2 separate regions of the Homo sapiens genome follow, and region 1 is linked to region 2. A link is a contact called in ENCODE Hi-C or POLR2A ChIA-PET data. All regions are on one chromosome and are shown on one strand. Each heading gives the region's core, a stretch centred on a gene start or an enhancer-like site at or near the end of the contact. The rest is flanking DNA. Distances are from core to core; before and after follow the strand shown.

Region 1 (3,894 bases), core at 477-2,976, 120 kb before region 2:
ATTGATATAATTGGGTCAAATGAAATAATATGTTTGAAGGATATTGAACAGTGCTTAAGTTTTCTTCTGTTTCCAACTAGTAAGATAGCTAATATCTTCACACTGTACTCAAACTATATACATCCAGTGGAATTACACCCTGATTTCTGAAAGTACTTTGATATGTGACCATAAAGCTCTCTGTTGGTAGTCTTTGGAAAATTGTGTAGGAATGGCAGAGGTTTAGAGAAGAAGAGTGGCTCTGATTTTTTTTTAAAGAAATAGGGTAGAGTTGGGAGATTTCTAAAGAGTAAAATTCACGTTAATCCCTGGGAACATTTTCTAGAATATATTACTAAATGAATAGCTTAGGAAGACTTAAGTAATGTTATTTTGAGTTAGAATCCAGCATGAGTACCAAGAGAACAGGTCATGATAAACAAATCAGTTTTATTTCTGCTAGGGTTGCTAGGTTGATAGATGAAGGTAATGCTATAGACACCTAAGATATTTAGTAAAGTGACAGTAGCAACTGCTCATAATTATTCTTGACAGATAGGGTTTCGCCCCAACCCATCACTTATTATTCATTTAATTGTGGTTTTTAGACATAAATAAGTCATTACATCTATTCTCATAATGATTTAATCTTACTGATTTTTGATTTGTTCTAGCTTGCTAAGTTCATTTGAAACTTTTTTAGCTTTCATTCCAGCTTTGTGCTACTTACACATTTGATGTGCCTCCTTTAGTGAAATGCAAGGACCCAGATGATTCCTTCTAGATTATGAATCTATTTGATAGACAAGATACTGATTGTCTTACTTCATGGGAAGAATGTGGTTTATTTCTTGCAAGCTATGTGACTTTGGCCAAGTTATCCAAAGTGATGGAAAATTGGCCAGTCTGGCAAACAAACAAGCACACAAACAAACCCACAGAAGTGTTCTGTGCTATGTTGAGAGTAGCACAGGAAAAACAGAAAATGGTTTGTTTTTCCTGCTATATCTAATCCCTAAGGTAATTCTAAAGAATATTACCTTCTATAAACCATATCATGGAAATGCCCATTATAATTTTCCATTCCAGGTTCTAGAGAAATTCATTTATGGTATCAGCTTATTTTTAAAATGTAAAATCTCTTTTTAATAAAGGCAATGTAGGAGCTCCATCCATGACTACATCAATAGCCCCAAATTATACTGTTTCCTGGAGTATCTGGGAAAATGAGCCATACCATACATCATTACCATTCTTGATCATATTAATGACCTTAATTATGACATTTTATATACAATGGTATGGATTTCATTAATTTCCTTATGTGCAGAATCAAGAATTTTAGTTGAGGTCTTATAAATGTTTTAATCAACATATATAAATTAATATTTAAAAGTATATCTAGGTTCAAGGACAAACATTGTGTTAACTTCACATAGGGGAAAAGTCAAAATGGATGCCTATAGTTTGTATTTTTCACCTCCAAAAATTTATGATTATGTTTACTAAAATCACATATTCATGTAGTGATTTGGTATAAATACAAATACTTTTTGGATATAAAGATAGGGACTATGTTATTTCAGATCATAGGTGTATTCATTTTACACCATTTCTCTGAATTCTTTATGTATTAGAGAAAACTTAATCATACAAACAAGATTTTTGGCTTGGTTCACTCAGTTCCACAGCTTCCGTTTTCATCATCCTGTCTATTTGAGAGGCATTTTAGGCAAACTGCTTGCCTGAGGCCAAGGAGGTTACGTGGGCTCAAGTACCTGCATGTTCATTCTGAGTGAAAACATCTTGCCTCTGAAGAAGTTTATAATTAGTAACAGTTTGAAAGGTCTCACGCTAAGGTAGGAGAAAGCATTTGAGGATTAGGTCTGGTATGTGTAAGAAATGAGGTGATGAAAGAAGTTTGGTGACAAGATCTTTTGTCACAGGCACCGAGTATAATATTCATACTATATAAGACATTTTATCCTTTTTTTGATCTTTCCTTTTCCAATGATGAAAGTGACCCATCTCTTTGGAATGGGAAGTTACTGGAGAGGGATTGGTTTGTGAGAAAAGCAGGTTTCGTGTGTGAGATCACATCCTGTACCCAGTAAAGGTGGAGTTTACCCTAGCGCTGCTTTATTACATACCAAACCAATAGTTTCACATGAAACTGATATACTCTGCCCTTGTGGGATCCTTAGCCCCTCTTGTCAACTTTCAGGGTTGGATATAGTATGATCCTGTAAGAATTAACCTCTGTAAACTGCCATTGGCTTAAAAGCCCAAAATGTTTGTAATAAAATCTAAATTTTTGGGCATAATTTTAGGTCAATCATACTCAATTGATGATAATTTGATCCCCCAGAAGGCATTTGTTAATTCCTGGAGACATTTTTTTATTAACACCATTTGGTGGTGGTGGTGTTATGGGTATCTAGTGGGCAGGGCCAAGGATGGTGTTAAACATACATTTCATAGGATACTCCACAACAAAGAATTATCTGACCCAAAATGTCAGTAGTGCTGAAGTTGAAGAACCTTGAATCAAATAAAATAGTATTTTTTTGACAGAGAGTGGGTTGTTTCTGTACACATTCAGTCTTATACTAAACTCAGAGCTCCTTTTCTTAAGGTGTTCAGTATTCTGGAGAAGCAGAATAAAAATTAATGTAGTATGGACTTTGATAGGAGAATACAGAATAAATTTCAGAGTCACAAAAGAAAAAATGCTTACCTTTGAGAGATTAAAGAAGAACTATAATGAGTAGATATAAAATGTAAAATGTGGTATAACATTTAGCTGTTTTCAGTTGCAAGTAGCATTAAAAAATCTTCTCAATAAAGATTATTGATTGGTGCACATACTGAAAGTTCTAGGTAAAGTGAGCTTCAGTGTTGGTTTGTTTCAGTAGCTCAATGAAATCACTGAGGACCTGACATCTCCCTTTATCTTCTCTGCCTTCCAGAGTGTAAAGCTTTAGTTTAAGACTCATTCTCCCTCTTGTTCATAAGATGTTTACCAGCTACACATCAATGGCAAGAGAGAGTGTCAATTCCAGAACCACCTCAGAGGAGTCAGGAAATTTTTTTCACATAAACCTTACCTTACATCTCACTGGCTCTAACTGAGTTATCTGAACCAAGAACTGTAACTAGAGTGTAAAATTACGCTGATTAGCTAGAGCTGCGCCAAGTTCAAAGCATAGAACCAGAGAAGTGTGGATATTTAAACAAAAATGGGAGTAACTATTAAAAGAAACAAAAACAGATGTTAGCAAGATGACCAGCTCCACTATATGTGGGAAGAACAATCAAGTTAAGAAGAAAGAGCAAGGATAAAGGCATGGAGGAAGGAAAGAGCACAGCCTGTTCAGATTTAGCTCTAATGCGACTGATATGGCTGGTGTGGTGGAAAGCAGGGGCAAATGGAGTTTGAAAGGTAGGTGAGGGCCAGGTCACAAAAAACAATTCAATTTCATGACAATAAATTTATTCTTTAGCCAAATATGAACATTAAAGAATTTTAAGCAGCAGAATGACATGATGAGAATTGTATTTTTGACACATGTCTACAGTGATATTAATGGAAGCATGGAAGGAAGACTAGGAGCAAAGGCAACTCTGTAATTTTTGGCAACTGGCCTAAAATGTGTCTGTGAACTTTATTTATAAGATAATAACAATTATACTTTCTGGTTACAAGAATTAAATGAGATAAAATATGGAAAATGCTTAACACATAGCACATAATCAAAATGCTAGTTGTCACTTGTTCACATAGTTTAATTTCTGGTTTTGCATTTCATCTGCTCTGCTTATTGTGTAAACTTGGTCAGATTACTTACTTTGAGTAAGAATGTTTCTTCTCTAGTTCCCATCATATTCTTCTTATAAGGATTATGAGATCATGCT
Region 2 (3,997 bases), core at 469-2,968:
AAAAGCTATCTTAAAGTCTTTTTGATAAGCTTGGAAATATGTTTTTAGATTAGGCTTACAGTATTATAAAGCATATTTTTCTTTGAGAAGGCTAAAAACCTTAGAAAGACACTTGTACTTACATGTCAACACATAACTCATAATTGCATTTCGAAGGAAGGGAATGTTATTCACAACGTTCCAAAATCCCTTGAAGTGGGTAAGTATGTAGTGCACTGTGTTTGGAGTGGGTTTCAGAAATAATTTTATTCTTGTCAAAAATTCCGCTGCAAGAAGACGAAGAAAGGGAGGGAGAAATTAATGGGACTCATTATAAGACACAAATCTATACAATGATAACTGTATCCAGCCCCACTCCTAATGAGGCAACCAAAGGACAAACTTACGTGTTGAGCAGTTTTCTCCATAGAATCCTGTCCGGGTACAATCGCACTTATACTGGTCAAATCCCACACTCATACATACACCTCGGTTTTGACATGGGTGGGAACAGCAAGGATTTGCTGCAATTAAAGGACAGCAAATAAATCATTCTCTAGTGTCTTAATCTTAATTTAAACATTTAATTGTTTGACTATGAATCAACTTTACAATAATAAATTCAAGAAATATATAGGTAGTCATGGAAATACAATTTTTTAACCTGCCTTAGAATGGATAAAACGTAGAAATACCAATTTTCTATTCTAAATAAGGATAACAGCATATTCAACTTGGTACATCATGTTACTAAGCTTTTCTTAGTTAACTCTTTAGATGTTAAAATTAGCATTTTTAAGAAGTTCAAATAAGTAGCACTTCACTTTCCAAATTAAAATGGATCTAGTACACTAATCAACATTTAGGGAAAAATTCAAAGTAAAACAGCTTACTTTTAAGACATTTTGCTTATCTTAAAACATAATCCGGGCTTTCCTGGGAGCAGGAAAGAACTGACTAGAATATTTAAAACAACTTCTTCCACTCAATAAAAAGGTTCCAAATATAAACAATTCACATATATTGATCAGATCCTGTCTTATCATAATGACAACCTGCAAATTAGTATCATCTATCCCTATTTAGGAGGTGAGAGTGTCTCAGATCGGTTAAGTAACTGGCTCATAATGATCAGTGCTTGTGGGAAAGCTGGAATATCCACGGAGTTCTTTCGAACTCTAGCGGTCCAAGCTCTTTCCCAAGTCACGTAGCTTCTCTATTCGGAGAGAAGTCGGAGTACTGGGATAGACCCAGGAGGTCAGAGCGGAAACTCTGCCCGGGTGCGTGGAACCGGAGTCCCCGGTGCGCGGCGCCAGGTACTCACCTGTATGGCTGAGCGCCAGGACCGCGCACAGCAGCAGGGCGCGGGCGAGCATCGCAGCGGCGGGCAGGGCGCGGCGCGGGGGTAGGCTTTGCTGTCTGAGGGCGTCTGGCTGTGGAGCTGAAGGAGGCGCTGCTGAGGAGTTCCTGGACGTGCTCCTGACGCTCACTGCAAGTCGTATGACAATTGGTCGCTAACCGAGAGAACCTTCCTTTTTATAAGACTGAAAACCAAGCCCATGTGACGAAATGACTGTTTCTTTCCGCCTTTTCGTACCCCCCACAAATTTTTCCCTCCTCTCCCCTTAAAAAAATTGCGTAAGCCCGGTGGGGGCAGGGTTTTTTACCCACGGAAATGAGAAAATCGGAAACCCAGGAAGCTGCCCCAATTTGGGAGCAGAGGGGGTAGTCCCCACTCTCCTGTCTGATCCCTCCCTCTCCTCCCCGAGTTCCACCGCCCCAGGCGCACAGGTTTCCGCCAGATGTCTTTTCTTCTTCGCAGTCTTTGCCCGAGCGCTTCCGAGAGCCAGTTCTGGACTGATCGCCTTGGATGGGATACCGGGGGAGGGCAGAAGGACACTTGGCTTCCTCTCCAGGAATCTGAGCGGCCCTGAGGTCCGGGGGCGCAGGGAATCCCCTCTCCCGCCGCCGCCGCCGTGTCTGGTCTGTACGTCTTTAGAGGGTCGAGGAAGTCACGTCGGGACAGACTGGGGCGAGTAAGGTTAAGAAAGGCTGACATGTTTTATGTTTTAGTGACGACGCTTAATAGGCTGTATATCTGCTCTATATGCAGCACATACATACATAGCTTTTTAAAAAACTCTTATTTTGTGGAATGAAATAGCTACCTTCAGTGTACATAGCTGTAATTTATCTTTGTAGCTAAGTTGCTTTCAACAGAAGAAATACTGTTCTCCGTACCTTCACCCCCTCCTTGTTTCTTGGAAAGAGAGGCGGGAAAGGTAAATTCTCCTCATAATACTGGTCCTAAGCAGTTACCCTGTAAATAGTTAATGTGAGCTCCACGGGTCACCAATATAAAGTTTCCTGCCTTCTGATGGACAAAGGAAGCGGCGATGGCCAGAATTTGCAGGGACGCTAAATGTCCAAAACGTATGCCTTAAGGCATTTCTCTCCCTGATGCGTGGATTATTTTGGTTACTAGCCCTTCATAGGAGATACTGGTAAAATAAATTCGAGTTTTAAAGTTCACTCTTTTGTCTTTTCTGTCCACTTTTCCAAGATTATGAGTTGTGACCATGGATCAAAGTACAACATAGCATTTACTTTTCAGTTGCCTGGGCTTATTGGGGCTAATTTTCTATTCTCGTTTTGGAACATAGTTGGATGAGGAATTAATTAGATGGAAGGGAGATTTTGACAGTTGGAATTTCATCTTTGCTTTTGTTTAACATCTATCATGGGTAGTGCTCAGGGAGGAGCATGTGAGGGTGAGATACTAAAAAATATATATATGTATATGTGTGTGTGTATATATACATATATATATACACACACACCAGAAAAGAAGTGGAAAATAGAAAATTCAGTTATGTCCTAAGTCCTTAGCATTACAGGAAAATGACAGCATAAAACCTGAAATAAAACTACACCAGGTACCTCAATTTGTAGAAGTCTTATAAGAAAAAAATAAATAAGAGACTCACTTGGAGGTTTTTTTTTTAACTGTTTTGCTTAGTGTACACATCTGATTCTTCATGAGACACGGATGACTAAAATTCCATCTCATCTAGGAAGCCTTTCTCCTCCTCTAGTCATATTTCATCATTCCATTTATGGCACTCCTATTTATTGCATGGAATCTTACATGAAATTTCAACTAAGAGCGTGGATCATTTTCTTTTTGATAATTTAATAATTTCAATCTTCTGTTTCATTTTAAAGGAGTAGGTTGCATCTACTGAAATTTGAAGTTTATAGTTAGAGCTACTAATGTTAGTTTGGGTTAGAAGCCATGTTAGAATCCATACTGTGAGAGAGTACTAAAATTTTACATTACAATCCTGAATTCATTTTGAAGTGATCATCATCATTGTCTTCCTTATCAGACATTAATTGTTCTGTTGTCTGAAAAGAGATTTGGATACAAAAGTGAGGGAAAAACAGGGCATAAGGAATAATTATATTTAGATTATTTTAAACTCAAAGGAATTGAACTCCATCTATCCCATAGTGGAAATTCTGTCACTTATATAGCAGGATAGAGTGAAGAGTTCCATGTACTTGGAAAGTCAAAAAAAAAAGTTCAAGGAGAATCTGGGACTTTAAGGATGGGCAGAGTTTTAGAAAGAAGTGCAAATCTGAGCATAAGGAAAAAAGTTACATAATTTATTAAATAACTGACAATTCTGAGACAATAAAATAAAACGGATAGGTACATTTGGGATGCTGGTCATGGGAGTGTATTAAATGTGCCAAACTAAATTAAGACCACTAAACCTGTTTTATATGGAAAAGTACTGTGACTATTGTGTACCATAAAAAAAAGGTTTGATCATGTAAAACTTATAGCTCTCATGTTTGCATATATTCAATGTTTCTGTGTCTATTTTAGGCAAATATATGGATCTGTTGTACAAAATTTCTATTAGCGTCTGAAATTTGTTGGGAAATAATCTACATGAAAAGAAAATAAGGAAGAATCTTAAAAATCTTCCAGAGCTTTCTGTTGAGTTTT

Evidence for each region. A loop is a pair of places that touch in the nucleus more often than their neighbours do. ChIA-PET counts read pairs that join two places held with the same protein, here RNA polymerase II (POLR2A). Pooled maps may share reads with other maps.
Region 1: a loop to region 2 is called in a map of mammary epithelial cell, with 14 times the contacts of the local background. The contact joins the enhancer-like site here to the promoter of PACERR in region 2. A Hi-C loop is called at or near these places in 1 of 168 maps with a recorded cell type or tissue (mammary epithelial cell) and 1 of 50 pooled maps. POLR2A ChIA-PET finds 5 or more read pairs at or near these places in 3 of 52 experiments (Caco-2, MCF 10A and RWPE1).

The regions. Positions count from the first base shown.
Region 1 is chr1:186,557,930-186,561,823 of GRCh38, forward strand. No RefSeq gene overlaps it. Among named protein-coding and RNA genes, the nearest start is that of PDC, 99 kb to the left of the region's middle. Within about 2 kb of position 1,727, at least 2 of the 41 ENCODE cell types and tissues checked have a DNase peak (open chromatin) inside an H3K27ac peak, as active enhancers do; they include mammary epithelial cell, where a contact is called at or near this core.
Region 2 is chr1:186,678,936-186,682,932 of GRCh38, forward strand. PACERR (PTGS2 antisense NFKB1 complex-mediated expression regulator RNA) reads left to right here and starts at 1,719. Exons shown (of 1, transcript NR_125801.1): 1 at 1,719-2,511. PTGS2 (prostaglandin-endoperoxide synthase 2) reads right to left here and starts at 1,488. Exons shown (of 10, transcript NM_000963.4): 1 at 1,304-1,488; 2 at 387-503; 3 at 123-266. The coding sequence starts at 1,355.